Linked DNA regions of Homo sapiens: regions 1, 3, 4, 5 and 6 are each linked to region 2. A link is a loop called in an ENCODE intact Hi-C map of the cell type or tissue named here. Cell type or tissue: mammary epithelial cell. All regions are shown on one strand. Each heading gives the region's core, and the rest is flanking DNA. Links, peaks and the distances in the headings are about the cores only. Region 1 has its middle 220 kb from the start of IDS. Region 2 holds the start of LOC107985667 (a long non-coding RNA gene). Region 3 has its middle 200 kb from the start of IDS. Region 4 has its middle 150 kb from the start of FMR1NB. Region 5 has its middle 68 kb from the start of FMR1NB. Region 6 has its middle 350 kb from the start of IDS.

Region 1 (5,376 bases), core at 177-5,176, 180 kb before region 2:
TTTTTCTTCTTAAAGAAGAAAACATTAATTCTGTCTTTGCCTGTCTTCCATATCTACAATTTTCTTCTAATCACTTTTTATAATTTCCATTTCATTTTGCTCAATTGCCTCAAAGCTGCTATCTATTTTTCTGTTGTCAACAATCTGTACTCTTACATCAGCTACTATGATAATATTGTGTCACCATTTACTACTATTTACAAGCTAACCATAATTTCTCTGATGATTTTAGTTTTCTCTTCTACTTTGTGTCCTAGATACAGGCAGCTCAATTTTAATTTTTGTTGCTTTTCTTGATTCCTTATACCTCTGCATTAAGCTCTTAATTCACAAATTACTTCCATTGTTAAGTTATTGAGTTCTTAAACAAATATTTGGTCATGATTTTCATCTACTCCACATCAAAATGTTCATACTGTGTAGGCTGTTTGCCTTTTTTGTCCTGCTATTTTCCACCATTTTGTGACATTTTTGTATGGATCTCCTTGTTCCTTTTTTATTATTAGTCATCCTTGAGTGAGCAGAAATCTTCCTAGAGCAGGTATTTGAAAGAAGTAGTGTGGAAGAGGGGCTGGGGCTGTGTTCTGCGTTAGTAGAAAATCCCCTAATTCTTAGAAAAATCCTTTATGATTCATGGTCTTGTGGGAGAAGGTTGTGAAGCGGGTTTTGTGAATGTGCTTCATGTGCAATAGAGAGTGACTGAGAGGTGGTTTAACCTTTCTTCTTAGCTCACAAAGAATGGCTGCTACAGAGCTGCTTAACACCCACAGTTTTTCTTCTACATGCTGCACATTTACAAAGATGGAGTATCCGTGAGTTTTCTCACTCATTCCTACCTCCCCTGCCATTTTAAAGTATCCAAGGAAGTTGGGGAGATTCCCTCAGCTAAACAGCCACCCAGATCTTATTGTTCCAAACAAAAAATTATTAGATTTGCCCTCTGAGCAGGTCACCTACTTTGGAGAATTTTGTGCTCTGCCAGCTCTCCTCAAGATTTGGAAAAGCAGTTATTTTCTATTGGAGCCCCCATCACTCCAGTCCAAAGTTCACTGCATGTGACATCCCATCTTATTTGTCTGGTTCCTGATTATAGGAGTTTCCCAGTTTCAACAAAAATACTGTCTTTGTTTTTGTTTCTCATTCATTTTTCCCCAATTTTGTTTCAAAGCGAAAAGTAAAAACATTCTTACTCTAACATCTTAAAATTAATGTCTGGGAGGAACCTAAACTGCTTATTAATATATGCCATGCTATATGTGATATGGCAGAGACTGCTACCTGTCCACCAGAATCTATTTATTTTTCTTGGATGCACAATAAGACTACATTTCCTAGTCTCCCTTGCAATTACATGTGACCATGTCATTAAGATTTAGTGGATGAAATTTAAGCAGAAGCAAGGTGTGTAAATTCTAGGGCTGGCCCATTACAAACTTTAACATGGGCACCTGTGTGTTTTTCCTTTTCTGCTTAATTGGGTTGGAGATAATCACAGTGATGCTGAAAGCCATGTGCTAAAGAAGGCAGAGCCTCCTTCTGCTTGGGCTCCTGAATGACTGTGTGGAACAGAGGCCCTTGCCACTCTTGGGCCATTCTGGATTATTACATGCACAAAGAGTAAAGTTCTTTTCTGTTAAGCCATTAGATGTATGGGTTTATTTGCTGTTACAGCCTAGTCGAACCCAAATGATGTAGTGAGGGAGGCAGGACAAGGAAGAAACCTATTCAGTATGGAGTTATCCTTAGGGACAAGTTACAAAAATTATAAGGATCAGACACCACTGCTGGTTGATCCATTATAGACCAGAATAAGCAGGTGGTATGATTCCAGAAGGAGATGCCATGGTTGTGTGAGAGAGAGATTAACCATTCCTATAAACAGAAGGGTCAAAGAAAGTAGCCAGTCACCAGAATGCTTATATTAAGGAGGATTGTGACTACCTGTATATAAAGTATAGGAAGAAAATGGGGCAGGGCAATTAAGATGAATTGCAGACACAACTATTTGTGCATATTAATTTGAATTTAAATTTAAACTTAATTTAAGGATAATTTAAAGGAAAATCTTCCCTTACCTATTTCATGCTGAAGGGGTCTTTCAAGTTGTCAAACTCTCTCTATATAAATAAGACTGCATAATCCAGACCCTCCGGAATCCAGAGATGAATTGCATGTGGTAGCTGATGTGTGGGAAGCCCACAGAGCAGCACTTCTGGTCATTGCCATCCAGCTAGCTGGTGCTCTCAGAAGAATGAGATGAAGAGGCATGACTTTCAAGCTTCCTCTGCCATACAAGGTGAGTTTGGGTTCCAGGCTTCTTCCTAGCCCCTGTTTCTGCTTCCTCTGATTTAATACCCAGTCACTGAGTACCTACTAAACACTCGGCATTAAACTGAAAAGAACAGGGAAGTCAAAAACCTTTTACCAATGCCTGATGGGATAAAGACATGACCCATCCCTCAAAGAGCTTGTGGTCTTCCCATGGCAATGCCCTTCCTCCCTAGGCCAGATGGACTGTGAAGAACAGCAGTCTCAAGTGGATTTATTGGGAAGCTCATGAAGACTCAGCTCAATGGGCCATGTTTGCAGGGGCCCCTTACAAGGCTCTGCACTTGATTTTGTAATTTTGAATTATTTTTCTCAAAAAGGCCTCCCAAATTATGTAAGCTTCAGGCCTTTAAAACTTGGATCTGTTCCCTTGAAGCCACATAATCTGATCAGAAATAATTTTCAGGGCTCATTGGGTGCTGGAGAATTCATGGTTAGATATTTAAATAAAAATGCAGAGAATCTATAGGACTTTCCAACTGAGACCAAGGCTTTTTTTTTCTGGTAGCTTGACTGCCAGGAAACAGAAAGCGGGGCATCTCCACCTGCTGGCAGAAGACCAAAACTACACCATATTGCATTGACCGCAGACATCAGGCTTTGTTTCCTTTTAAGTGAATAGGTGAAATCAATCAAGCAAACTGGAATTAGGAAACAGAAGGACCACTCACAACCGTACCTCCACAGCAAAGCTAACACTTTCATTTTGAATAACCCCTTTCCAGCCCCTGTTTACATCAGTCACATTTTTGCATGGACATAATAGTGTTTCAGGCAGTCCTGCTCTACAGAAGGCATTTGTTTCGCTGACCATAAGCATCTTATGTGCTTCTACATTGTCTTTATAGCCAGCTGTCTGAAGTTCTACATCATCCGTCAGTGATGGGTCCTGAGTAAACTCAGCAGTCTCCTCTAAGTAACTTGTATATATCCCTTTTATAAAGAATGCTGCAGTGGCCACCCTTAAGTATAGAACTTTGTCTTTCCCAGGCATTACTTACAGGAAACTGGGGACCAAATGCCACTCCATAGCATAGCTTAGGAGAAGTGAGATTCCAAAGGACAGAGTGGGCTGGCACATATGTAGTAGAAGACTAGACAAATGAGAGTGAATGAGCGAGTCTGTTGTGAGTGGATGACACGCAATGCAACCCCAAGGGCCGGCTCCAATTTGCACAGTCCCTAAAACATCCCAGGGATCCAGTCTTATCGCAGTCTCATCAACATTGACAATAATCATTTAGAGAATTTTCACCATGAGACTTTTGACACTCTGCTCTGGGATTTTGGAGTTCCAACTGCTTTAACAATTTATACAGTCACTCAAATGTAGAATCCAGTGAATTATTAATGACAATTTTGCTCCGCATATTGAAAGGGCATTCTATATTAATCAATTATAAATCATGATAAATTGCTTTCTAAAAATTATACACTTGAAACCCAGAAATGTTCAAGCCCCTCACCAGTTTACATACATCCTTAACCGTGTCTTGTTAACTGGGTGACCAGGAAACAGAGAAAGGAGGATGTACTTAATGAATAACTGGCCAGAAGTCGGAAGACCTAGATTTTCTTCCTATCCCTTCCATAGATTTGCTCTGTGACCCTAGACAATTCATATGCCCCCTCTGTTACCATACTTTTAAGCTGAAGGGGTTATAGTGCATACTTTCTGAGGTCCTTCTAACACTGGAGATCTATGAGTTCATAAGATCACATAGAGTCTTGGACTTTTCAGAGATCACTAGGCATAAGAAAGCCCTCGAGGACATCCTCTTCCTAGATCAACCACTCCAAGCTAAGACCTTAATGGGTCTACACTGTCATCCATTTATATAGGAGAGAGGATGGTACAAGCTAAGTGAAAGTCTGTTGTCAACTCAGGAACTAGGGTACAGTTCCAGCAATCAATCTCCATGGAGGGTTAGCAGAGGTCTGGCCTAGCCAATTAGGGTTTGGCACTGCCATATGCTACTAGAAAACACATGCTTTCATGCCAGGCAACAGGGTGGGAAGTGCAATGCCATTAAGGACCATACCTTAGCCTACTTAAACTAGCCTGGGATTGAGTTACTGAGCTCAAAATACAATTCAGCACACTTTCCTGCCCACTGCAAGTCAGGCCAGCCCCTGGAGAACTCCAGGGACAAGGCAAGTCTGGAGTTTGTCCCCAAGGAACTCCCAGTCTAGTGGAGGAGATGGGCCCATAGCAGAGTTACAAATGTCCAAAATAAGAGCACAAATTCCTGGGTTCTTAAAGAGAGTTCAAGCACACACACACACACAGAGAGAGAGAGAGAGAGAGAAATTAATTTAGATAAGGAAGGGAGGTAGGGAGAGATGGTGCCAGCAATGGCTTCCTGAGGAAATGTCACTTGTGATGGGTCTTTTAGGTGAGTTGGACATTGAGAGAAAGTAATCAAAAGGGCACAAGATAGGGTAGCTGTCAGGTAAACAAAACAAAACTGTATGCACAAAGGTCTAGAGGCAAGAAAGCATGGGTGTGCTTGCATAGCAATGAAGAATGTGGTTTGGCCAAAGCATAGGATTCACAGAAGGACCTCCCCAGGCCATCAGTAGTCTCTCCTTCGCAGGAGTCCACTGTGGCTGGACGAGGAACAGATCAAAACAGGTCTTGTTTGAGGCTTGGCCCAACAACAGGGCCAGCTGTTGACCAGGGCTTCCTTCACCCTTAGCTTTCTCTCCCCCTAGTGTAGTCAGAGACTCCAAAGGCAGTCCCAGAGTGTTGTGCCAAAACAAATGCACATCAGGCTATTGTCATCAGGAGCCCTTGTCTTGTTCTGTTTGTTTTAAGAAGACATAAGTGAAATAACCAGGTTTCCGAAGAGAGGGCAGAATTGGGTTTGTCCCCAGGGAAAATGAGGTTTCTCCACCATGGCTGTTCTCCCCATGCAGCAGTGGCCAGGGGTCCCCAGCAGCTCTTTGCTCAGTGCCCCTGCTGCTAGGCCTGATGCTTCCTATGTGGTCAGCTCAGATGTGCAACCCTTCTCCATTTTTATTATTTGAGCAATATAATCATTATTG
Region 2 (5,376 bases), core at 133-5,132:
TTGGACAGGGTCTGCATTTAGCCTTAGCAAAAGTGTACCCCTATCCCCATGAATGCTGCAGCTCGGCAGCATACACAGCTGCAGCCCATCAAAAGAAGGATGAAAACCAAAGGGGCCTGGGCTGCATGTTGAGTGGGAAATGATGACAGAGACAGTGGAGCCTTCAACAGAGGAAACATTTTAGGAAACAAGTCTTGGCCTCTGCTCCCTCACCCCCACCTTTGACCCATCATCCTGTGAGAAGAGTGGCTCAGGGCCAGCTGGGGAAGCAAGGATGCTGGGAACTAGGAAATCTGAGTCCGGTTTTTCTTCTACATGAGTACGGACAGTTTGCCAAGGTCACTCAGATGGGGTCATTAACTGTGAATCAAAAGTCGTCTGGGCCAGGGATGAGGGGACCGGATTCCTAGTGTCAACATCACCACTAACCCCTAAGTGCCTCACCCAAGGTCAAGGGCTGTCCAAATGCATGACAATATTGCTGTAGTATAACCGTTCTAATACCTTGAGTTTAGTCTGAACAGTTCACATAGTCTGATCATATCCTAAAAACAACTCAGTGAGATAGATAGTACTATCATGCCCTTTTACACATGAGGAAACTAATTAAGGCTCAGAGAGGTTCATGCGCTTACCCAAAGCCACACGGCCAGTCAGGGTTGGAGTCAGAATTCACACTCCAAATTCAGGGCACATTCTCATATGCCACCGTTTCTCTCACGAGCTTTCAAATAAACATTAAAAAGTGATGAAATACATATTTTTCACACATTTGTCAGGACCTATTCTAAGTGTTGAGAATACAGTGGTAAGTAAGATGCCACAAGGTCCTTGCTCTCTGGACTTGACATTCTAGCAGGGAAGTGTACAATGACCCATTAACAAGAACAGAACTCAAGTTCAGAAAACGGTGGATGCTATGAAGGAAATGAAGCAAGGTAATCAGAGGGAGATGTGGCAGGTCTAAAGACTTGATGGCCAGGGAATGAGGCAGATGGTGCTTTCCACAACCCAGCATCTTTGGAGGAAATCCTGCTCCCCTGGCCGCTGAAGGTGATAACCTGTGGGGTGATCCCACATCTGCATACCTTCTGCCAGGAAGTGTTCCCCAGGCCTGGTCCTCATCATCCTGGAAGTGGCTGTCAAGCTACAGGCTGCCCTGGTACCACATAAGTCTGGGATTCTCTGCCCCTGAGGATGTCAGGAAATATATATGTGTATGAGGTTGGAGGTGGAAGATCCTTCAAAGCCTAGTGTCTACAAAAAGAAGGAAAGTAAATGCATAAGATGTATATTGCTGCTCACAATGAACACAGCTCCTATGTCCAGAACAGCTGGCTTCTTACAGGACTGTAGAGTATGACAGCTGGGAAGGATGGCCCCTAGATGGGAAGACCCGAGCCCAGAAAGGAGACTTATCCAGGGTCACCCACATGGCAGGGTCAGGATCAGGGTCACTTTCAGGTGGATCACACCCTTCTCCACGGCTCATGAACAAGGAAAAAGAGGAGAAGGCACACTTATGGAACAGATGCCAGACACTGCTCAGGCATCGTATGTTCTCAATACCCGCTCACTGAGGGCTCAAAAACCCACTCAAGAGGAGCACCTACTTTCCCCAATCCACTGAACAAACAGACCCAGAGAAGGGAAGTGGCTTGCACAATGTTGTCCAGCTCTCAAGTGGCAGAACAGGATCAATCTGGGGCCACGAGGGCTCTTCCCTTGCTGTTGCTCTTGAGATCCCCCGGCATTTTTTTCTGGGCTTCCTGAATTGCCAAGCAGACCCCCAAAAGGGAGCCAGAGATTGGAGGCTCTTCAGTTGCTCTTGTTTATCCACCAAGCCATAAAATACAAATTTCCAGGGATGCAGGTCACCACCGACTCATGGAGAGCTCCACCTAGAGTGGAGAGCCTTGTGAGGAGTTGGGGGAGGTGAACATTAATATGTTGGGACCTCGGGAACTTAAGGAGCCCCAGGTCCGAAATGCTTGTTGTGCCACCTATGATACAATGAAAATCCCCCTCTGCTGCCCTCCACTTCCTTCTCTGGCTGCCCAGAATGAAGTCTACTGCTGGCCCAGTAGTCTATGAAGTCTACCTGCAGACCCAGGTTCACTCTGGGACCTGGGGTGATCACACCAGGGGCAAGGCCTACATCAGCGCAGTGTGTGTGTGCTCGACCTTCCAGAACCAGGGCATGATGGCGCTTGGTTGAACTCAATAGAACTGAACTCTGCCTTTCAGTGAAGCTTGGACTAATGCTACTCGAAGCTCGTGTGCCTATGTAGGTATTAGGGTGAAGGCAATAACCAAAAAGTGAAAAATGGAACATTACCTCCAGTTACTGTACAGATCTCTTCCTCTGAGACCCCTTCCCAACAGGCAGGTCTAAGAGCCTATTTGTTCTCTGTGAGAACATGTGACACATATTACCGCCCACATTGGAATAGAACTCTGTGCTCAGCTTCAGTTCTGACCACTTCCCAGCTCTGAGTGCCCTCAGGGCACCAGGGTACCTCCTTGCTACCTCACCGGAGTCACCCTTTCTGTGAAGGGAGGCCAGATTTTACGGATAAAAACACAGGACTCCCAATTAAATTTGAATTTGAGATAAACAATGAATAATTATGTCGTATAAATATGATCCATGTACTACGTGGGACATACTTATATTAAGCAATTATTTATTGTTCATCTGAAATTCATATTTAACTGGGCATCCTGCATTTTATCCAGCAGCTGTATTCCTGCGGCCCACGTGGTGGTTGGCACCTGCCGCCAATACTGCTTGATAGAGAAAATAGCATAATATTTTGCAATAGTATTTGGGGATGAATACTATAGGCTGCAAGGGTAACATTTGTGCATTTGTGTCGTTTTTGGAAGACGTTTCCATCATGTATAAAGCCTGTGCCTCGTGGATTGCAAATGAGACCCAGTTCCGGGGGGGGTGGGAATGAGAAAGCAGTTAGAAAAGAACCCCAGGGGATCTGAGACCCGAGCTTCATCTGCCGAGTATTTTATTCTCGTTAATTCATAACAGTGTCTTTAAAATCCTGGACTAGAATTTGAGAACAGTCAGTGTGTGCGACAGTCATTACTCCTTGGAGACTCCCACTCCGCCAGCCGGGCGCCCTTCGTGCGTTCTTGGTGCCACAGCGGCCTCCAGTGGTTCTCTGAGGAACCACACGCTGTCTCCACCGCCAGGCTCCAGCTTGTCCCTAAAGCCAGGGCGGAAGGCGGCGGCGCCCTGTGGCTGCCCAGGGGCCTGGGCTGTGTGGCCGGATCAGAGCTGTAAGGCACAAATCCAAGTGCGCGCCGCCGTGGAAACAAAGCCCTTCCCTGTTGCTGTGAAGCTCAGACCAGACAGGGTTCTATTTCATCTTCCACGCCAACGTGTAACGTATCTGCTGACCCAATTTTACAGATGTTCTCTTCAAAACGGACTCGGCTTTGTGAATATTTTTCTCTATCAAGCTGTGGTGATAGAAATGTCAAAAAGCAGGTTGGGGGGGGCTTGAAATAGAATGAGACACTGTTCTGCTCAGAATTGATTCTTATTCTATCAATTGGTTGGACTGGAATGAATAGTGGGAAAGGTAAAACCACTGGAATTAGGACCCCCTACCCCTGCCCAGTGCCTCTTACCGCCAACCTAGCAACAGCCTCGCTTCATTTCCTAGAAAGGGCGGCACCAGCGATCCATTATTGAAAACACGCGACTCCCATAACCTTGTTCATTTTCATATGTGTAGCTCAGGGCAAGAGGTTCTCTGCTACGGCTTCCCTTTGATTTGAAAGCAATACAAAGAATAAAGGAAAATCAAAACTGTGGCCATAGCAAGGCTGACGCTTGATCCTTCCACACACATGTGTGCCCCCCAGTTACTACAAAGGCAATTTTCCAAACGGGTGGTCGCCAGCCTTCTTCCTTTCACAAAGTGATTTTCTGGCGGTTTCATAGCTTTGAGGTGGCTCCTTTGCACATCATTTCAGCTGAAATCTACTCCCTGGATCGGGAGACCCAAGAAGAGAAACCTTGTGGAAGCAGCAGTCCTTGCAGAAGACTGGACTTGGAGGTGGGCTGAAAATAGACTTGGTGGACTTGGATCTGAGGCTGCTTCCACTTGGCTAGCTGTGTCTCCTTGGTGGAGCTGCTTGCCTCCTCTGGGCTTTAAGCTCCCACCTCAGAATAAGGAGCTGCAGTGGTGCATGCCTGTAGTCCCAGCGACTTGGGAGGCTGAGGTAGGAGAATCGCTTGAGCCCAGGAAATCGAGGCTAGCCTGGGCAACATAGGGAGATCCTGTCTCTAAAAAAGCAAAAGGAAAATAAACAAATAAGGAGGTGGATGAGTGTCCTTCCAACTCCCAGTCTCTGATTCAAGCTACGGTACCTTTGGTCTTTCTCAAACTCTTTAAAGACAATTATTTTCATTCATTCATTTAGCAAACATGTAAGTGCCTAAATTTGCCAGGCCCTAGGTTAGAGGCTTAGTCTAGAAAAATGAATAAGAAATGTCCCCTTCCTTAGAAATAGGTCATTGCAAAGCAACGTAAGAAGTACTAGAGGGAAGATAGGAACTCAGGTTCTGTGCACTCTGCTGATGGGAGTGTGAATTTGTGCTACCTCTCTGGAGGAAATTTGGCACTAACTTCCAGATTTTCAAATGCAGACACTTCATCAATCAGGAGCCCTGGTTGTTTTACTGACTAGTTAATTTAAGCAGAAAAAAAAGGTTTTTTCTTTTTTGTCTGTTTGTTTTTGAAAGGCTTGAGTAGCTCATAGAATCCCAGAGAAGGCCAAAGTCTCAAACCTAAAAAACAGGTAAGGACAAAGGTGACCAGGCAAGCTGCCATAACCACACAAAAACAGTTTGGTAACCATAGTGACACTACCAGTGCTGGACACTGGTGGTTAACATCACCACAGAGCCTTCCTCTGGGGGAAGATGAATTCACACTGGTTCCTGCTTTACCAACTCAAGGAGGAAAGCATCTTGCTGAGTTGAGTCAAAGTCATATGCCTGCTGTCTAGCCACAAGGAAGTCATGGGAAAATGAGCTCCTGGCACTTTGCACCTCTGCAGTGGCAAGAGGGCTCTCCCTGCCTGCCACTCAAAATAATTGAGTGCAGAATTTCCCAAGTAGAGAAAGGCACTTAGGATGCTGGTGTCCAACATCATGTCAAATGTCCTCTACACATGCTTTTGACCCAAGAATTCTATTTCTACAATTTTATCCTTTAGAGATACATTAATACACAAGTGCACAAAGATGGCTGCATGGTGATGTTCTCTGCATCATAGTTTGTAATAGAAATGACACTGGAAACAACCTAAAGAGTCAGCAATAGGAGCTTAGGGAAATGACAGAAA
Region 3 (5,376 bases), core at 269-5,268, 160 kb before region 2:
ACCTGTATATAATACATAGTGTATATAATATATATTATGTAGTATATATAATAGTGTAGTTTTATATATATATATATATACACACACACATGCATATACATATATATTTAGAAAGATAGATAGATAGATATGCTATGTCTGTGTATCTTACTGTTCCTTATGTTTCTTTGGTTGAATCCTGACTGACACAAGGAACTGCCCAGTACAAAACTCTGTGCAGGGTACTAATGGTATAGTGGTGAGCGAGACATAGTCCCTGTCACCAAGGAGCTCATGAGTTATTGGAGATGAAACAGGCAAGTCAACTGGCATTTCCAGATAGCAGATCAGTGCTGGGAAAGGGTGGCATGGGAGCACAAAACAAAAGGACATTTAACCTAGAATGGGGAGGTAAGGGATGCTATAGGGAGATATGATGACAAAGTAGAAACCTGAAGGATAAGGAATTTGCCAGATTAATGGGGAGAAATGAAAGGTGTTCCCAGCAGAGGAAGCATTCCCAATGCTGAGAACATCTTGCTACTCATTCAAGAAAATTCTGAAGTAAAATACTCTGAACTCAATAAATATTTGTGGGATTAATTACTTGATACACATAAGGGAAAAAGAAGACATTGCCCTGGGTAGGAATATAAGCCAGGACCAAGCATTGCTTATTGAAGTAAGGAAACAAATGAGAAACAAACAATTCCAGAAATTGAGAAGAAGAGAGAAAAAAGTAAGGTCTGCTAAGATCCTTTGAATAAGTAGTTAACCTGAGCACAGTCTAGGAAAGGCCCACTGGACTTCCTTCCACACGCAGAATCTTGCCTTTGATACTACACATCAATTTGTTGAGACCTGTACCAAAGTGACAGTGTAGTTATAAGATGAAAGAAGCCCCCGAGGTACAGAGTGTTGATGAATATAGGCCAAAGGAAGGTCAAGGTCACATGGTGGAAAGGAAGATCATGTCTGATAAAGGGGACTATATCTCCCAGAGCAAAAGACCTTGGCCATATTTGTAGATATAGTCTTTCAAATAGTTTCAATTTTTATTCAAGCTTTTAATGTAATTATTTGGCAGTAATCCAGGAAACAAAATATAAAAACAAATGTAAAGGGAAAGAAGGTATGGCTGCCTTAAGTTTAAGAGAAAGGACTGATGCAGTGCAAAATGGAATCTAGCCTAGAAAGATAGATCTGATAATAATAGTGAAAGGTGTTTAAAAGTGCCTGACGCAGCTCTACAGAACAAGATTGGTGAGATATTGATCCCTTGAGGAAATGACCAAGCGCACCAAGCAGCAATCCCCAGGAAGGTTGCTCTAAAAAAGAGGAAAACCAACCAATCTTTTTTCGTGGTGGGTCAATTCTGCTGATTCAACTGACATTTAGCTGTTGACTTTTTAGAGTCTGAAACTATACTTAGCGAAAGAAAATTGCACTGACAAAAACTATGGACATAATAGTAGTAATACACCATGTTATTCCTCTTGTTTTTCTTCCAAAATCTCCGAGGTTAAGCATGCTTTATCCATCCACTTAACCATGCTTAATGCCAGGCACTAGAACTCTAGAGATGAATCTGTCGTGGTGCTTGCCCTCAAGGAACATTCTCCTGAGAGGCTCCAAGAGATAAAAGTGGAGGAGAAACTAGGAGAAAAGTCTACATGGGACTCCAAAGGAGTCAGTTCTACTGAACAGGGGATGGTTCCCAGATAGAATGGCTGTTTGCCAGTTGGACAACCGTCATGAAGAGGTGAGAATGTTCCAGGCAGAATGAGTCATGGGAGGCAAGATTCAGAGTCTTGAAACTTCTGGAACTAGGGGTATATCCTACTGGCTAGAGAGTTAGAGGGGAAGGGAGTGCTGAGAGGGAGGTAAGAGTGATCCTGTAACCAGTGGTTCTCAATTCTGTACATAACAGTCACCTGGAAACACAGAAAATTAGCAATACATGGAACCCAATAGAGACCACTGAGCCAGGATTTGTAATATTTTGGTGCAGACCAACATTGGCAAACCAAGGATGGAGACATTGAAGAATCCTTGCAGGGTTCTTTGATGATGAATGCCATGTTCATCAGACCTTGAATGATATTTAGAGTCTTAATAGGCATTTCAGCCACAAGTGTTTTCCATTAAAACCTTTACACGTGCTGACTGCTATTAAATTAAAAAAATTTAACCAGCCTTTTTCACAAAGCCCAAAGTGTATTTTCTGTGTAATTGTGTTGACACAACAGGGATTTAGTCAACTCAATCATGGAAATCCTCACTCTCAATTTCATGAACCTCTTATTTTTTTCATTTTTCCTACTTTTGTTTGCCATTGCTCAGTACAGAGGCCTTCCCTGTGACTTCCCTTCAGCATCAGCAATAGCATTCAAGAAACTGGCATTGCTCACTCTGAAGAGCTGCGGGAAAAAGAGGTAAAGAAGTGAGAACTTCTCCAAAGCTGTTCCAGGGGAGAGGGCTGCAGATTGGAAGTCCTGCATAAGCTGACGTCTGTGCTGAGAATGAAGGTTGTTCCAGAAATTGAGAAGAAGAGAGAAAAAAGAAAATATTTCTGGCACCATCACCAGATAGTTCTCAAATAGGTACACAAGTTACCCTTAAACATATAAAAAGGTGGTCAACTTACTCATATTAAGATAAATGCAAATTAAAGCTACACTGAGACTTCTGGTTCCAGGAAAAAAATAGGATTTTTTGCACACTTCCAGTAATGGGGGGGACATGGCATTTCTCCCTAAGTACAGCTGAAAACCCTGGACACTATATATAAAACAAACATGAGAAGATTTTGAACATCAGAGAGAAGGAGGCATTCCAGGACCTGGGCATGACATGACAGTGAGTTTCCTGCTTTTTTTTCCCCCCCCCTCATATATTCCACCGAGAGTGAAGAACCTGGCAATGTGGAAAGGCCAATAGGTACAGGAAAAAAGGAAATTTCCACAAAAGTCTACTTTCTTCAGCCAAAGGACCCGGAAAGGAGCAGCCACATTGAGACAAAACTATCGAACAACAGTCACTCAATTTTAGTCAAACATCACAGAAATAACTATGGCCTCAGCCCCATTCCAGCCAACAAAGACTGAGTGGGGAGCCTAGACTTCCATCCTCATCACACTGAAACCAAGCACCACAAGAGTGGTGTCGCAGAAGGCCAAGTGATGAGCTGGGATTTTCAACTCCCTCTCCCCAGCAGTAAAGAGGCTGCCATCATGCTGTGTCACCAGAGGGCACATGGAGCCCATTGGTAACAAGAAGCCCCATCCCTCTTGCTACAGTGGTGTCAGAGGACACTTAGTGGAATCTATATTTTCACCATCATCCATTGGTGACAAAGCTACCCCCAATGGTGTCAGGGGAGACCATACAGGGAAGCAGAATTTCTACCTCTGAACAGCAGTAATAAGGTGTCCTTCCCACTCCCTGCTTGAGTGGTATTATTGAAGGTATCTCCTGCTGGCAGAAATCAACCCTGCCCCCCTATGCAGTATCAGTGGAGGCCCTGTGAAGGGTAGTAATGAGGTGTCTTTCCCCATCTGGACCAGGGATGTATCAGTGGAAGCCTGGTGGGGAGTCCGAATGAATTTCTACCTCCGTCCAGCAGTAATAAGAATCCCTGAGTGTCAACAGAGGCCCAGTGGAGAACCTAGAATTCCATCCTCAACTAGCAGCAATGAAGCAGCACTCCTGTTCTCAGTCAAGCTGGAACTCTATTAAATACGTTTGTTGGTGGTAATGGTATTTATAGGGGTGACAGCTCCAAAACTACTTTTTGTGTATTATGGAAATGAGCAAAGAATAAATTCGTTAATGTTGTTGGAAACTAAAGTTCTCACTCTGGAAAAAAAGTTATATAAATATAAAATAGAGGAAGACAGAACGCTGAATTAAAACTAAAAGTATCATTATCAAGTTACAATTTAAAATTTGGGGTGGGTACGTGTGTGTGCGTGTGTGTATATATATATTTCTATCTCTGTCCATTGAAAGAAGCTAGAAACATGGATACCCTATTGACAATGAGCTCACCTAGCGACCAAATATTGGTTTAAACTCCCCACTCAAAAGAGCCAGAGCTTCTTGGAAAAGTGGCTGATTCCAGGCTAGGGCAGAGTAGGGGATCCCTGTTGAGGCAGCCACCCCATCGTAGTCAGTTGTCTGTTGGCATCTTCTGTGATAACAGCTGACTGGACTACAGGACAGTGGACCAAAAGGCCAAAGGAAAACCAATCATTTGGGGCCTGAGCCTGATCGTGATCGGGGCATCCCAAGAAGCCTCTCAATCAGGACTGCCTTGCTATGCTCCCTCAGTATTAAGTTCTCTTGAAGACTTTGGCCTGCCTCAACAGTGCCACAGGAATTAATAGAAAATGTTTGCATCCTCACCTGGGCTGAATGTTCAGCAAGGACTGGACATAGTATTAGGGACAGCCAAAGCCAGAGCAGCCCCAGAAGGACTATGGTTCCCCAGTGTTCCCTCAGTGTCTCTTGAAGTTCTTTTTGGCTTCTCTTTTGGGAAACTCAGATGGTTCTTACAACAGAAAACATGGTCTCCAACAAGCTTGGGTGAGGCCTAATAGGGTTTGATCATTTTGGTTACCTCCTTTGGTTTTTGGCAACTTTATGTTGGGAAGTGGTTCTCACTCCTTCATGCAGTGGGAGGCTAGAATGGCCGTCAATCTGGGAGGGAAGCTTTCTCAGTATCTTGTATGATGTGTGCCAGGAGGAGGTGCCCACAGCTGCTCTGCTGGCACTGAGATGGGTCAGGGTGTGGACTCTGACCTCAGTAGTGGCTGGCCTTCTCAGTTGGGCAGTCCTTCCTTCAGCTGTCTATTTTTTAAGGAGCACTTATTTTGTACCAGCTCAAAAAATACTGAGAAGCTATTTTGTTCTGGGAACTAGAGGTCCAAAGATAAAGAAGTTGTGCCTTGTTCTTAAGGATCCCAGTCTTTGGCCATAGAGAGATAACTAAACTAACGAGTACAACATGGTGTGGAACATTCTGCAATTGAGGTAAGATCAAAATGCACAGTAACACTCAGGACCACCTTTCACCTCTTAGATTGGTAAAACTGCCTAGAGGAGACAGATACAAAGCAAATAATACCACCAAGCCTTGCATAATTACAAACCATGAGAAATGCTATGACAGGATGCTATTCTAGAGGGGAAAAAGCTGAGTTCAGTTTGGACATGTTGAGTCTGAGGGACCTGTGAGCTGGTACCTGCACTTTGTATTACAGAAGAGATGTAAGTAGAAATCTAGTCCAATGAATAAGGAGGCTTGATCTTGTACCTCTTAACCCTCTTCTCACTGGCAAGGTAAGTAACAGAACCAAGAGTTGCAAAGGATACAAAGTGCCCTTGGGCAACTGT
Region 4 (5,376 bases), core at 250-5,249, 1.3 Mb before region 2:
TTTAGCTGTGTCACCTTGAGTAAATTTCTTACTCTCCTTCTGTCTCAGTTTCCTTATCTGTTAAAAAAAAAAGGTGACTTTAGACACATTTACCTTATTTGGGTACTTATGAGAATTAAATGAGTTAATACATACACACACACACACATATATGAACAAATTAGCAATAAGAAAGCAAACAATGCCATCAAAAAGTGGGCTTAGGGCATGAGTAGACAATTCTCAAAAGAAGATACACAAATGGCTAACAAGCACATGGAAAAATGTTCAGCATCACTAATGATCAGGGAAATGTAAATCAAAACCACAGTGCAATACCACTTTACTCCTGCAAGAAGGGCCATAATAAAAAAATCAAAAAATAGTAGATGTTGACATGGATGTGGTGAAAGGGAAGCACTTCTACACTGCTGGTGGGAACGTAAACTAGTAAAACCACTATGGAAAACAGCATGGGGATTCCTTAAAGAACTAAAAGTAGAACTACCAATTGATCCAGCAATCCCACTACTGGGTATCTACCCAGAGGAAAAGATGTCATTATATGAAAAAGATACTTGCACATGCATGTTTATAGCAGCATAATTCACAATTGCAAAAACGTGGAACGAGCCCAAATGCCCATCAATCAATGAGTGGATATAGAAACTGTGGTATATATATATATACACATATATATATATATATATGTATGTATATATAGTGTGTATATATATATACACAATTGTATATGTATATATAATTGTATATATATACACATAATTGTGTATGTATATATAGTGTGTATATATATACAATTGTGTGTGTATATATATACAATTGTGTATATATATATACACAATGGAATGCTACTCAGTCATAAAAAGGAATGACTTAGTGGCATTTGCAGCAACCCAGATGAGATTGGAGACTATTGTTCTAAGTGAAGTAACTCAGGAATGGAAAACCAAACATCGTATGTTCTCACTCATAAGTGGGAGCTAAGCTATGAGGATGCAAAGGCATAAGAATGACACAGTGGACTTTGGGGACTCAGGAAGAAAGGGTGGGAAGGGGGTGAGAGATAAAAGACTACACATAGTGTTCAGTGTATACTGCTCGGGTGTTGGGTGTACCAACATCTCACAAATCACCACTAAAGAACTTACACATGTAACCAAACACCATCTGTTTCCCAATAACCTACGGAAATAAAAAAAAAGTGAGTTAACATACATGAAGTCCTTAGAGAAACACCTGGTATGTAGAGAATATTCATGAGCAGTAGATATTATTATTACCACTTACTGTTCAAGGTTCTGTATCATTTTAGTTGAAGAATATGCTGAGATTTCTAAGCAATTTTAAAAATATATCATTTACAGACATTTGTGTATATGAATCATAATTTTTCTGATACTAGGCAAGCAAAGGAAGTCCAGAAATAAATTAGACATCGAGACAAATGTCAGTGCAATTGATAACCATTATACCAAATTTCAAAATTTCATGTATATCCAGACAGTTTCATTCTTCTCATTAACCGACTTGATAATATGTAAATATTAGGTTGGTGCAAGAGTAAGTGCGCTTTTTGCCATTACTTTTAATCCCACTACTTTGAACATACTTCATATATTTTCCATCATTTTTCTTACCATTTTGTAAACAAATTCTTCCCCCATTCCTTTTAATTGCAAAAAACACACTGACTTTTGTACCAACTTAAATAGTTATATATTTGAAATTAAACAACAAAACTCTTCTGATATAATCTGTTCTATATATTAAGGTTCCATGTAAGATTGATTTTAAAAGTCCGTCCCACTGATTAAAAAAAAAAACTAAAAAGGTTTAAAGTTCATTGATCTAAAGAAAATAGTGTTTCTTTTACTGTAATAATAATGATGATAATATAATTTTTATGAAGTACTCTCTTACCTATGATCTCATTTGTTACAACAACCCAGCAAAACAGCCAGGGTCGGAATTATCATTCATATTTTACTGATGAGAGAATGAAGCCTCGAAGAGGTAAAAGTGACTTACTCGAGTGACAAGGCTATTGTGACCCAAAGCCAGAAAGGATTCCAATCCAATTCTTTATTCCTCATTCAGTTTTTTTACTTGACCTGCCTCGCAGCCGACAGGGCTAAATGTTCCTGTTCCAAAGCTGAGGGCCTTTTCTCCTGGGTGCTCCTGATGCAATGATTTATAGCAGAAGTGCGGGGTCATGCCTTTCTGGCTCCTTACAGGAGGGAGGTTTTCCGTGCACCTTGGCTTCTGATCGCACTGTGTAGTGAATTTGGAGGTGTCAAGGTGGACTCACACGGTAATGTGAGCCTAAGATGAGAAGTTAATTAGGTCTTTTGATATCTAATGAGGTTTCAAATCATTTATCACCAGTAGAGAGCACTATAAGATTAGAATTAATAGCAGGACTTGCATGAAGAAAATAATGTTTGTATCATGAATGTATTACAAAGGCGGAGTTAAAATGATTGATTTTAAGCAAGCATGATCTGCCCTTGTAATAGTAGATCATTTCCATCAGTTGAATCTTTACAAAGCAGTCACTCAAAACTTGCATTTAAATGTAATAGCAATATTAAAAGAAGTAGGCGTTGCTTGCTTGTTGAAGTTACATTGAAGAGGTTCAATTCTGAATCATAACCCAGGCATATGTGCCTTCTACTTGAATATCTTGCTTCCAAACCACTGTTGCAGTGTTTATAACACAGAGTTCCTTCTTTCTTCCTGACTCCTGTGTTGCATATGGGACTCCACACATACAGAATAGGTTCAAAGATATCAAGATACCATGGGGCTTCATGCTGACCCCCTTTATTTTTCTTACTTGGGATTTGTGGCTGTTGGGCTTTCTTAAACCTTTTTTTTCTGGTTGTAGATATAAAATCAAGCTTCATTTCATAAGTAGCCTTCAGTGTATTCATATTATTTAGAGACATGCAGTAAATACAAATCTGCCCACAGTCTACAGACTGAAATATTGGCATTTAGTTCCATCCTAATTACAGTATTTTACTAGTCTAACACTGACATGCATCACACAATGACTTTCATGCTGTGGAAAGCTTTGAAATGGATCTGCCTTAAAGATAGCTGCACTTACACTTCATATGTTTTTCATCATTTTTCTTACCATTTTGCCAGTTCCCCAAACTAGCTGTATTTAAACAAATTCTTCCCCCACAGCCATTTTGTTCTCTGATTTCACCCTGCCGTGAAGTCTCAATGCAAAATCGGCAATAGCATGATTGATCATTTAGCTGACAGCATAGTCATGAACACGAGGTAGAAACTTCACATCCAGTAAGAGGAGAAGCTGGAATGCAGAGGTATTAAAATACAAATATCTCCCATGAAAACAGAGGAAACATGAGAGGTTTAATGTTTGAATAAATCTCCTCTATTCCCCAAACCCTAGCCATTGATAAATGTGCTCCCTCTTCAATCTTGTTTCAGTATTCAAGTTTTCTCATAAGTAGTGTATTTATTGAAAAAAGCCCTCTCCCTTTACTCTGTCCTCATCACAACAGTAAAAGAACCCGCCCCCCGACCCGCCAACCTTGCAAAAAGAGCCTGTGAGAATGCTTTCCTCTAAGGACTCAGTTACTTGCTTGCCTAAATGAAGAAGAGACATGTCTGTAGTAATACTTGCATGTTGGACGAGCCCCATTCAGAAGAAAATCACAATGAGGTTTCTGTTTATACAGGTGCCATTAGGTGTACTTACTGTCACAGTTGTAAGTTAGGTAGCTAACCAAGTGCACTGCACATGGAGTTAAAAAATTCAAATTTAAAAAATGCAAATAAGCTAACTGCTGGCATGAGGATTGGGTCTCCCAAACATAGGTTCTATCATTGTAGTTCCCCAAGGGGGCTCTACATACACTTACAGCAGTATACTGGGCCACTATCCTGGCTATTGAATACCAAGTCCATTTTATATATCATTGACAAAGATTTGTATGGCCTCAAAGAGGACTTTCAATTGGGGGCTATTGCTTTTATTTTTGCCTTTTGTGTAGAATTGGCATTTTAGGGCTGCTGGCAAAATTAATTTACTGACAGTGACAGCATCTGTGAAATACATTTACCTAGAAAATGTAAATATGAATATACATATATCAGAAGAATGTATTATAAAAAGTTTCACATTACTTGCGTTAAATATTCAATGATATAATAGTTATGAACCCATTTGATCTAGAGTCTCACCACAGTAGGGTAGTATTTTTAATAATAATTTTTTGAATCTTATACATTTTAAATTTATTATTTGGGGCTTTAATTTTGTATATACATAAGTGTCTCTTAAGTGAAGGAATTTAGCACAGGTTAACTGATAAACTGAAATGACAGATATGTACTAGGCACTCCCACTCAGCTTGTGTGAAAAAAGAGGGCAAGGAAGTCCAAAAAATACCTCAAGTTTTCTGCAAATTACATAAGCCTTGCTCTTTCCAACCTTTTATAATTCACCTTTCCTCTTGTTCAGTCATTCAACAATTACTTATTACTTTTACTTTATATTTGAAGTATTATCTTATTTTCATAGTTGAGCTTATAAATGATACATAGAAAGCATGAGCAGAGAAACTTATCAGAAGCTTCCATCACTGAGCAGAAACTCTCAGATTTGGGATGTGATCCACTTGTTTCTTTTATGTAATTTTTGCTCTCTTTGCAGCCCAGCTGTTCTCCCAAGAACTTGTTGTTGTTTTTCTCAGTATTTCCTTATTTCAGATTCCAGTGATACATATGTGTGAGACTTTAAAAAATTCTTCTTGTGCCATGTCCTCTTAACATATAGCTAAAACTCCTGGGCATCAGAAACAGTAGGCAAAACTTGAGTCAAATCAATTTTTTTTTTTCCTGTCTGAGAGATCTGTATTTCACAACAATAGTAAAGTAGATGGTTTGGAAGCAGAACATGACATACAGTCCTCCAAACATCATCCAACCTTCTCTATGCAGTACATAGCATGAAACTTGGCATAACACACCTTGGACCAGGTCCAGTGGCATTCAATCACTGGCAATGCTGGAAACGCTTTGATGAATCATGGACTCACTATTACCAAACAATTTCATGGCCCTTCCCTAAGGATGGTGTAATAGTGGGACTTCAGTGTATTATATAAAAAGAAAAAAAATACATATAGGAATATATGGAATAGTCTTGTTTATCTCTAACCCCTCCACACACACACACACACACACACACACACACACACACACACACAAATATGATGAAAACACACTCTCTTTAGTCCTTCCCATTTGTCCATTTGCAGACTAGTATTTCTGTTTTCTTCAGTGACTATGTGACTCTTAATGCCCAGTCAAAATCAATTTCAGGAAAAAATTCAT
Region 5 (5,376 bases), core at 196-5,195, 1.4 Mb before region 2:
GATACTATCTAGTGCACTAATTCCATTTTCAACTTTGCCCAATCTGCTGTTAAATCCATCTGTTGAGCTCTTAATTTTAGCTATTTTATTTCCTGTTCCAGACTTCCATTTGGCTTTTTATTGTAGATTCCAATTCTGTGGAACCTGTTCATCACAATTATTTTAAAGTCTTGGTCTGATAACTCCAATATTACCTGTTTCTGTTTCTAGCCTCTCTCTTTTTCTCTTGCTCCTATTTATTTGTATGTCAGTAATTTTTACTGAATAGATCAAGAACGTGAAGGATTAGACCCTCCTCCTCCCTGCCTATTTCTGACCCAAGAGATGAGGCCTAAACTGAGATTGAAGAGAAGATTTGAATTCAGAATGAGATTGAAGTTTTGATTTAAACTCTGAAAAGCTTTAATACCTGAAAAGAAGATTGTTTTAAAAAATGAAAGTGCTTATGTTTCTCTTATTGTTTCTTCAGAGTTTAAAAGAATACAACTCTTTGTCATATAAAAAATGGTTTTGACTGAATGCCCAACATTGTGTATGAAACATATAGAGACTCCAGATCATGTTATCTTCCTTCAGAGGATATTGCCTTTTCCTCTGTCAGGCAGCAGAGAATTAGATAAATGTAATTCAACTTGGGGCTTTGCTAACTGAAAGCTAATTTGCGGTCTTTGTATGTCCCAGTTTGCTTCTGGTTTACTCCCACTTCTAGGGCGTAGCTCTCTAGGAGTTCCAACTAAGAATCAGGGTTGTTTGTTGGAACTCCTCCTACTTATAAGGTCATGAACTCCAATTTTTCACCCTCGAACATTGTGAGCCTGCTTGCTTGCTCTACTTTGTTGATGCTTTCTGATTGGCTTCTTACCCTAATTTTCTGCACAGTTTAAACTGTAAATGCCTCTAGAAGAACACTGGTTCCAAGCGCTAGGTTCTATTCTCTGTCCCTTCTATCTCTCTGAGAGCTTGGTCTCTCAACACCTAGCTGCATTGTCCACTGAACACTTTTAATCTCCCCAGCCCCAAGAGGTGACCTAAAACTGCTCTGCTAAATTCTTTATCTCATTCTCCATGCCAAAAACATCAAGGAGGAAAATAAGTGTCCATGAAGTAAGCTCACCTTAATGAGCTCCCTTCTTTCTGGATCTAGTTTCTCAAGTCCTGGCTACCTTAGTAGCCTTCTTATTTCTTCTCAAAAAATGTTTATAAAAACCTGCCTTTTCTACTTTTTCTTGTTAAAATATTCATCTCTACTACAAGCTACTCAATCATAGAAGACCTCTGAACTCATGATTAAAATACGTGCATGCGTGTGTGTGTGTGTGTGTGTGTGTGTGAGTGTGTGTGTATGTATTTCTATCTCTGTTCATTGATTGACTGGATATAGGAGTAATGACCCTGTAGTAGCATACATACCTAACACCAAGATATTTGTTTCTATGCATCATTTCTTACTTAAACTAATCAGGTTTCTTTGGAGAAACTACTGATTTCAGTGAAAGTACAAGCACAATGTGAGCCTAGATATAGATATCTTGCTATACCAGTGATATGGTTTGGCTATGTCCCCACCCAAATCTCATCTTGAATTGTAGCTCCCATAATCCCCACATGTTGTGAGAGGGACCCAGTGGGAGGCAAATGAATCATGGAGAAGGGTTTTTTTTCCCTGCTGTTCTCATGGTAGTGAATAAGACTTACAAGATCTGATGGTTGTATAAAGGGCGGTTCTCCTGCACATGCTCTCTTGCCTGCTGCCATGTAAGACATACCTTTGCTCCTCCTTTGCCTTCCACCATGATTGTGAGGCCACACCAGCCATGTGGCACTTGAGTCCATTAAACCTCTTTTTTCTTTATAAATTACCCAGTCTCGGGTATTTCTTCATATCAGTATGAAAATGGATTAATACAACCAGAAAGTAAGAAAGTGATCAGAGAATGATGGGGACATTTCATAAGGACACAGGAAGCAACTTGAAGGGACACCCACTGGCCAAGTCTGGGATAATTTAAACATAAAAAAAATTTGGTAATAGTTTATAGTACATTGAGTTAAGAAAAAAAAATCCATAAATTCATGGTAATATTCAAAGTAAAATAAAAGGAGAGGAGAAAAAAGAATTCCCAGTGTGTTTTTTTTAAAACAGAAGAATGCCAGCTACTAAATGTAGAAGGAATAAAATAATTAGAAAAGCAATACTTTTTAACACCCAAAGTAATAATTGGCTCAGGTAAGGATCATCAGAGGATGCTAATATGACTGGGTAAAATGTTGAAAATAAGTCTCAAAATATCACTCTACAGACTACTTTTAAAGAGAAAAAATGTGCTTTCTCAATGGAAAAGTCTGGTGGTCATCACTTTAACCAAGTGGTCAAGCTTGGCAATGCCAATAGTGGTTTTGCTTGATGATGTGCCTTCAGTATGATCAAGAGGAAGGTACACAACGTCATTTATGTGATGTTCTTGCTGGAAATGTTTGATCTAACTATCATAGCGAGGAAAGAGGCAATTCTAGAATGTGAGGTATGATGGAGGACATCCTACCTGGACTCTTTAAAGAGACACTCAAATGCTCTGAGTGAATCTTGAGTGGATCTTGGATTGGAAAAACAGAAGCTATAAAGGATATTTTGGAGGATAATCGAAGGAATTTTAGTGAAGACTGGATGCTGGATGATATTGAATTCATGGTGACTTTCTTAGGTGTGTTGGTATTGTGGTTATAGGAATCAGTTTATTCTTGGAAAATACATCCTGAAATATTTTGCAGTGAAGTGTCATGATGAAAGCAACCTACTTTTGTATGATTTGGAAAAAAAGGATGTGTGGGTATGGGTGTGTATTTAGATAAATAGAGTGGATGTATCCAGATGTTAACAGTTGGCAAACATAGGTGAGAGGTATGCAGGTCTTGAAAATTAGAAGAAAAAACTCTTGTAGCGTTTTATTTTTTCAACGAAAATCCACAAGATGGCAGTAGAGGAACACCCTCAGAATGGGTTTCTTGGGGGCCTCTTATAAGGTGACATTTTCTGATTTGAAAAGCAGGATGAGAGATCCAACAAAGGATTGTTTTGGCTTTGTGAATACATTTACATGTAATGTTATACAAAGGTATGAAGACAAAATGCCGTTTGGTTGTATCATTCTATGAATTGCTTTCATCGAAATAAATACCATTTTGTTAAATTTGGTCCATAAACTCCTGAAATGTGTCCAAAATGTTATGTGTATGAGCATTCTCCTTTTATGATGAGAATATCTACAGTTTCTACTATGTCTCAAAGGGGTCAATTATTGCTCCCCAAACTTAGAAGCTTGAGGGGTTCAAGAAAGTGGCACTAGATCAATGCCTTAATCACATCAGAACTGGTAGTAGTTTAAGCCATTTCTCTTTAATATGTGCTTTGAAAGTGAGTTTAGTGAAGTGCTCTGGCAGTGCTTATTTGTTAAATGGATTGATGTAGGAACTAGTGGATGTGGATGGATAGGAGTCAGAAGACCTGGGTGTGAATGTAGCACTTATGCCATCCTCTTCCCCAACATCTTTCCCCAAACACACACACCAAGTTAAAACTGTAGCCAGCAAGATGTTTGTGGTCACATAAAACAATTCTCCCCCAAACAAAATCAGTTGTTTGCCTGTATTTCATTTTTTTACTCCCCAAACAGAAACAGCTTATTGGTCAGTGGAGATGCCTGCAATATAAAATTTTCTCTTTATAAACATTTGTGAAAAGAGTTCATATTTTTAGGGCAACATGAGCCAAGCTTGTAATTGCGGGAAGCTTCTAGTCTTCTGTGAGTGTCAGCTTGCCTCTTGTTCCCACCTTCAACCCCTGCCACCCCAAGAGTTTTGGTTTGGATCAGGACTAGGTTTCTATAAACTGCAACGTGAGCTGCTAGGTGATCACAGTAAGAGCCAAGCCACATAATGCTCTTCTTTCGATTCATTGGGCAGATAGTTGTCTTAGAAACTTACATGATGACTTGATTGTAAAATAAAATCCCTGTTGAGCAACTTGATCTGGCTATTTGGGTGGAATGGATTTTTTTAAAAGTGTAAACTAAGGGAAAATAAAATACTCATTTAAAATGTGTTGGCAGCGTGTAGTTGGCTTAAAATGTCATTTACTGAGTTGTTACCATTTTTGCTCTCTCAATTTTATTAGTATTAAAAATTCATTATTGAGGGACCATGAGCTACATGCAATTAGTAATGTGACTGAAAGTGAGAGACTAAATAGTAAGATGGTCATGTCTTTAGAAATAAACTTTTAACTTCTCTTTACTGCATTCCCCATGGAAATACCATGTTGTGCCATGTTGTTCCTTAAAAGAGCTTACGTTCAGTAGAGAACTGGTGAAATAAATAATGACACATTCATATATTGAGATTGTATGTAACTGTTGAAAATAATGACATAGATTCATATATATTGACATGGAAAGATATCCAAGCTGAACTGTAGGAGAAACAGAGCAAGTTGCAGAGCTATATGTAAAGCAGAATACTATTTTGGAGTATACATTTGCTATTATATGTTCAGAAAATAAGATATGGGAGATCATATAAAAATTTGCTTAAAGCGATTTATTTATGTTGTGGGGAAAGGAGTAGTATTGTAGTACAAGGGAACTTATGTTTTGTGTTTCATATGTTTTTCTGTTGTCTGGATTTTTAAAAATGAGAATGTAGTCTGAATAAATAATGATATAAAGGGAGTGTATGTTGGCACTATCCTTTGAGACCTTCATGTGCTAAATATAATTGTGCAGTATGATCAGTTCTGTCATTCATCTTGAATAGACAACAGCTAAAGAGAGCCAGCTGGTTAACTTATAAGTTATATCCCTTCCACATTCAAAGATGTTTACAATATTAATAGACTGAAATGAAACAATAAAAAACAAATGTATAAACTAAAAAAGACAAATTATTTAGAACGAATGAGATAACTCTTTAGAAGGAATGAGATAACAGGACCTGGAATATGGAATGACTTCTCTACAGAATATAGCAAAAAGTTTACCTCTGAGCTTTCTGGTATCCAAGGGGAAAAGGAAAATATGTTGGCTCTATATATTTCTTCCAAAGTAAGAATGCTACAAAGAAATTAATCATACGGCATCACATATGTGACACTGACATATTGGACAATGTTTTAAAAACAATTTTGCTTATAATTTATTTCACTGATTTATTTTACATATATGAAATAGAAAAATGATATTCCAAAGAATTATGCCTCTCAAATTTTGGAGGAAATTATTTTTTAGAAATAAAAAATTAAATTCAAATTGCACAAATAAAAGATAAGTTTAAGCTCTGCTTAAAAGTAAATTTCAGAGACGTTCTTCGCCGAGAGTCGTCGAG
Region 6 (5,376 bases), core at 160-5,159, 320 kb before region 2:
CTGATGTTCCTTTAAATGTGGTACAATTTGAGTATGGCCAGTTGTCTTCATTTCTGGATGTTTTCAGAGGGCTGAGGCTTTCTGAAAGGCCCTTATTTGTGGTTGAATTCTGTCTTTTATTTCACAGGGGGGTATATTCACAAAGTATTTTGGCATTGAAGTTTGAGCTTCAATCCAGTAAATCCAGTAGATGGTGCTTAAGCATAATGGATGGTAGGTAGGCCCTTAGCCAAGTGTCTTCTCTGTATTTTCTTGCATTTGTAGCCATGCTCCCTCTCAGTGCTCTGAGAGTGTGGGCTCCTTTCCCCCTCAATGCTGGCTGTAGACGTCGGCTTGACACTCCCAGTCTGTGTACTGCAGCTGTGGGGCTAGCTCAGGCTTTTGTTCCCTCCCCAACTTGGGGACAGCATGGGCAGAGACCTTGGCACTGGCAATGGCAGAGGGCCTTTCACTTGTCCCTTGGTACTCCACCCCAGAGAAACACAGAGCAGCTACCAATCAGAAACATCAGCCTAGGGTGGGACAGCTGCATTGTGGGCCCAAACTGAGGAGCCCTGCCTGGTGAAGAGCAAGAGGGTGGGGGGCTTGCGGGGAAGACAGTCTGGCTTCTCTGTATGGTGGCTATGGCATGCTGGAGGTGTGAGTAAAGCACTCAGGCTCTTTGTTCCCTTCTTGGACTGGTGGTAGCAAGGGCAGGTACTGCTACATTGGCAGTAGCAGAGGGGCTGTCAGATACCTCTGGGAATTCCACCCCAGAGAGACACAAAACATTGCAAAGGGGAACCTTCAGGCCAGGGTGAGGTAGCTACACTGCAGGCCCATGCCAGGGGTCCTTCTGATAAGGACAGGAGAGAGGGAAATACTGGGTAGAAGATGGCAGTTTCCTGGCAAAGGCCCCACCCTCAAACCTGAAGACCCACAACCCTAAATGAAGACAGACATTCCTGTTTTTGCACCCAAAAAGTTGCCTTTTGGCCCACCATGACCCCTGTCCTGCACCCATATAAACCTCAAACCCCAGGCTCCAGAAGCAGACCAGCAAGCCAGCAGATCAGCAGACAATGGCAGAATGACACAGCAGAGAAAGAGAGAAGAGGAGGATCATCTGAACACCAAGAGGAGTTCCACTGAAGTGGTTGGAGAGGAGTCCACTGGGGGACCCAACTCCAGGGGTATATCACCTTCCCATTCCATCCCCTTCTTCTAGCTCCCCATGCATCCTGCGGAAAGCCACCTCCACCACTCGGTAAAACTCCGCATTCATCCTTCAGGCCCATGTGTGACCCTATTTTTCTTGGATACTGGGTGAGAACTTGGGATACAGAAAGCTGTCACATTGGCCCTCTGCCCTTGCAAAAAGACAGAGGGCCTATTGAGCTGAATAACACTCAAGCAAAGCTGACACTGCTGCAGTGGCAATGGAGAAGAACTTGTGGGATTCTCTGCCTCTGGGATTTCCTCCTCAGAGAAATGCAGTATTGCCACCCACTGAAATGTTCAGGCAGGGTTGACGTAGCTATACTGGAGGCGCAGGTTAGGAGGTCCACCCCAGTAAAGAATAGGAGGGGCAGGGACTCATGGGAAAAACTGTTTGGCTGCTTTTCCATAAGGCAGCTGTGGTTTGCTGGAGGCCTATGATAGAACTTAGGCTCTTTCCTCCCTCCCTCCATAGACTGAGGGCTGTATGAGTGGGGGCTGTGGCAGCTGCAACAATGGTGGGCCTGTCAGTTGCCTCTGGGACCTCCATCCCAGAGAAATGCAGATCTTCTATGGGTCCAAGTGCTCAGGAAGGGGTAGGGTGACTGCACTGGGGTCCTAGGCCAGTTGACTATGCCTGACAAGGTGTACCAGAGACAAGGCCTGTAGTTCATCTGCTCCTCAGCACCATGGGTGTAGTCACTATCCTGGGGGCATGCAAGCTGGAGCTGGGGTGCTTAGGGATTCAAGGACCTTGGGCTCCATGGAGGCCTGAGCAGCAGCTCTTTCCAGCTTCCATGCAGCTCTCAATTCAGTCTGGAGGCCCTGGGAGGAGGGAGCAAGGGAGAATTTCCTATGCCCAGGATTGCAAAAGTCTGTGGCAGAAGTGTCAGTCTCTAGGGGTTCTCACTCACTCATTTCCCACGGTGGTAAGCCTCTCTTGGCTCTGCACCAGCCCTGAGTGGGTGGCTGTCCTGTCTTGCTTTTCTCTGCTCTACATGGTTCACATTGCTTCTTTGATGACTCTCAAGAAAGCAATGTTCAGGATGTCCTCCTGAACATTCCAGCTGAAGAGCTAGTGTTAACTAGCCAGTCTCATCTGCTTTCTGTGAGAGTGGCACACACTAGCTACTTCTAGTCAGTCACCTTGTCCAAGAAAAATTTGAAGTTAAGATTTTAACATATGAATTTTTTTTGGAGGGGGGCGGATACAAACATTCAGTCCATAACACTTCATGATAAAAACACTCAAACAACTAGAAAAAGAAGGGAACTTCCTCAACCTACTGCATCTATGAAAAACCTACAAATGTCATTATACATAATGGTGAGGGACTGAATGCTGTCCCCCAAGATCAGGAAGAAGAAAAATATGTTCACTCTTTCCACTTCCATTCAACACTGTACTGAAGTTTCAAGCCAGGACAATCAGGCAATAAAACAAAATAGAGTATTCTGGCAGTCGTTCAAATTATTAAACATAGAGTTACCTCGTATGACACAAATTTCACCATCTCCTTGACTCTCTTTTTAATTGTCATTCTAGTAAGTATGTAGTGGTATCTCATTGTGGTTTTAATATACATTTCCGTAATGACTAATGATGCCAAGAATCTTCTCATGTGTTTATTTGCTGTCTATGTATCTTCATAGGTTTAAAGTTTATTTAAATCCTTTGTTCATTTGTTCATTTAGGTGTTCATTTTCTTATTATTGAGTTTTGAAAGTTGTTTATATATTCTAGAATTAAATCCTTTATTAGCTATATTATTTATATGCTTTGCAAATATGTTCTCTCAGTCTACACCTTGTATGCATTCTCTGACAGTGTCTTTCAAAGAACAGAAATGTTTATTTTGATAAAGTTCAATTTATCATTTTTATTTCTCTTCTATTAATCATGACTTTGGTGTTGTAGCAAAGAAATCTTTGCTTAACTGAAGGTCACAATTTTCTCCTATGCTTACTTCCAGAAGTTTCACAATTTTAGGTTTTATATTTATGTCTGTGATTCGAGTTAATTTTCTTAAATGGTGTAAAGTATGGAACCAAGGTTATGTTTTATTTTTTGTGTGTTTTTCCATATAGATATCCAATTGCTCCAGCATCATTTATTGCAATGTACTGTACTTTCATCTACATTATTTATTTTATTGCCTTTGTTCTTTCATCTACATTAAATTGATCATATCTTCTGGTTCATTGATCTATTTTTCTATATTTATGTCACTACCTTGCTTTCTGTAGCTTTATAATAAGTCTTGAATTCAGGTGGTGAAAATCCTTTAACTTTTTTCTCCTTTTTCAAAGTTCTGGTTATTGTAGGTTCTTTGAATTTCCATACGAATTATAAGACCAGTTTGTCAATTTCTTAAAAGAACTGCTGGACTTTTAAATGGGACTATGTTGACTCTGTACATTAATTTGGGGAGCATTGACACATTAACAATCCATGAATATGTTACAGATCCCCATTTAGTTATGTTTGCCTCAATTTTCTTAGCAATATTTTACAGCTTTCAGTGTACAGTTCTTTTGCATGTTTTGTCAAATGTATCCCTATATATTTTTAAGCTATTGTAAATGGTATTGTAATGGTATTGTTTTTAAATTTCAATTTCTGAATGTTCTTTGCTACTATTTAGAACTACAATTAATTGTTGTACATTGATCTTGTATCTGCTAAATTCAATTATTAGTTCAAATAGTTTTCTTGCAGATTCAATCAGATTTTCTACCTAGATATACATGTCATCTGCAAATAAAGATAATTTAATTTTTATTTTAAATCTAGATGCTTTTTATTTCTTTCACTTTTCTTATTTACACTGGTGAAAACCTTCACTACAATGTTGAAGCAGTGGTCTTTAGCAGACTAAAGAATCCTTCTATTCTTAGTTTACTGAGCATTTTTATCAGGAATGGATGTTGGATTTTGTCAATGCAAGGTTAGCTGAACATTTGAAAATCAATGTAATTTACCATATTAACAGACTACAAAAGAAAAGTATATAATCACCTCAATAGGAAACATTTGACAAAATCCAATTCAATTTTCTGTAAGAGTTTGCAAATTGCTATTATTTCTTTTTCTAATGTTTAGTAGGATTCGCCAGTGAATCTACATGGCTCCAGAGTTGTCTTTGCAGGAAGGTGATTAACTACAAATTCAATTTCTGTAATAGATATAGCTTATTCAAATTTTCTATAGCTTTTCCAGTGAGATTTGATACTTTGCATCTTTCACAGAATTTTACCACTATATCTAACTTAGTAATATTATTGACAAAATATTATTGGTAATAGTCCCTTATTTTTTTTACCATCTAATGTATCTGAAGAGATGTCACCTCTGTCACTCCTGACGTTAGTAATTTGTGTCATCTCTATGTTTTCTTACTAGTCTGGCCAGAAGCTTATCAATTTTACTGATCTTTAAGAACTATCCATTTCATTGATTTTAAAAAATATTCTGCTGTATTTTATTTCATTGATTTCTTCTCTGATTTTTATTATTTTTTTCTGCTTAATTTATGTTTTATTTGCTTTTCTTAATCTAATTTTTAAATATTAGTGCTGATGTAATTGATTTGAAACCTCTCTTCATTTCCAATATAAGCATTTTTTAAGAAGACAAAAATATAGCTATTTATTCTTTTTCAGTAAGTTTCATTACTACTAAGGTATAAGCGTTTAAATTGTTTGTGTAAGCAGTTATTCTTTTTACCCCAGTTTTACATTTTGTACCACGAGTTACAACCTCCCACACAGCATAAAACAAAATATCATTTAAAATGTGATATCCTGGCCGGGCGCGGTGGCTCACGCCTGTAATCCCAGCACTTTGGGAGGCCGAGGCGGGTGGATCACGAGATCAGGAGATCGAGACCATCCTGGCTAACACGGTGAAACCCCACCTCTACTAAAAATACAAAAAAATTAGCCGGGCGTGGTGTCGGGTGCGTGTAGTCCCAGCTACTCGGGAGGCTGAGGCAGGAGAACGGCATGAACCCGGGAGGCGGAGCTTGCAGTGAGCCGACATTGCGCCACTGCACTCCAGCCTGGGCGACAGAGCGAGACTCTGTCTCAAAAAAAAAAAAATGTGATATCCTGCAAAAACTACAATCAAATTCACCAATTAGAATATATTGCATCTAAATTAAAAACATATTTAAATTT

What was found. Peaks named below come from ENCODE experiments on the same cell type or tissue, not always from the same donor. Only the 100,000 strongest peaks of a DNase experiment are listed, where the experiment ranks them.
Region 1: a loop joins it to region 2, with 7 times the contacts of the local background. A loop is called at or near these places in 10 of 110 quality-filtered maps.
Region 3: it touches region 2 in a loop (14-fold over the local background); 4 of 110 quality-filtered maps call a loop at or near these places.
Region 4: it touches region 2 in a loop (23-fold over the local background); 22 of 110 quality-filtered maps call a loop at or near these places.
Region 5: a loop joins it to region 2, with 24 times the contacts of the local background. A loop is called at or near these places in 48 of 110 quality-filtered maps.
Region 6: it touches region 2 in a loop (11-fold over the local background); 3 of 110 quality-filtered maps call a loop at or near these places.

Annotation. Positions count from the first base shown.
Region 1 is chrX:149,284,169-149,289,544 of GRCh38, forward strand. No RefSeq gene overlaps it. Among named protein-coding and RNA genes, the nearest start is that of IDS, 220 kb to the right of the region's middle. In mammary epithelial cell, for the core only: a CTCF peak has its summit at 2,885 (motif pointing left); no DNase peak of the experiment used is centred there.
Region 2 is chrX:149,467,898-149,473,273 of GRCh38, forward strand. LOC107985667 (a long non-coding RNA gene) reads right to left here and starts at 4,240. Exons shown (of 2, transcript XR_001755972.2): 1 at 3,652-4,240; 2 at 3,007-3,480. RefSeq lists a silencer at 3,061-3,355. In mammary epithelial cell, for the core only: a CTCF peak has its summit at 3,167; no DNase peak of the experiment used is centred there; H3K4me3 peaks cover 166 bases.
Region 3 is chrX:149,303,419-149,308,794 of GRCh38, forward strand. No RefSeq gene overlaps it. Among named protein-coding and RNA genes, the nearest start is that of IDS, 200 kb to the right of the region's middle. In mammary epithelial cell, for the core only: no CTCF peak of the experiment used is centred there; no DNase peak of the experiment used is centred there.
Region 4 is chrX:148,130,930-148,136,305 of GRCh38, forward strand. No RefSeq gene overlaps it. Among named protein-coding and RNA genes, the nearest start is that of FMR1NB, 150 kb to the left of the region's middle. In mammary epithelial cell, for the core only: a CTCF peak has its summit at 2,367 (motif pointing right); a DNase peak (open chromatin) is centred at 5,032.
Region 5 is chrX:148,046,663-148,052,038 of GRCh38, forward strand. It overlaps the pseudogene FTH1P8. Among named protein-coding and RNA genes, the nearest start is that of FMR1NB, 68 kb to the left of the region's middle. In mammary epithelial cell, for the core only: a CTCF peak has its summit at 2,976 (motif pointing right); no DNase peak of the experiment used is centred there.
Region 6 is chrX:149,150,393-149,155,768 of GRCh38, forward strand. No RefSeq gene overlaps it. Among named protein-coding and RNA genes, the nearest start is that of IDS, 350 kb to the right of the region's middle. In mammary epithelial cell, for the core only: no CTCF peak of the experiment used is centred there; a DNase peak (open chromatin) is centred at 2,149; H3K27ac peaks cover 549 bases.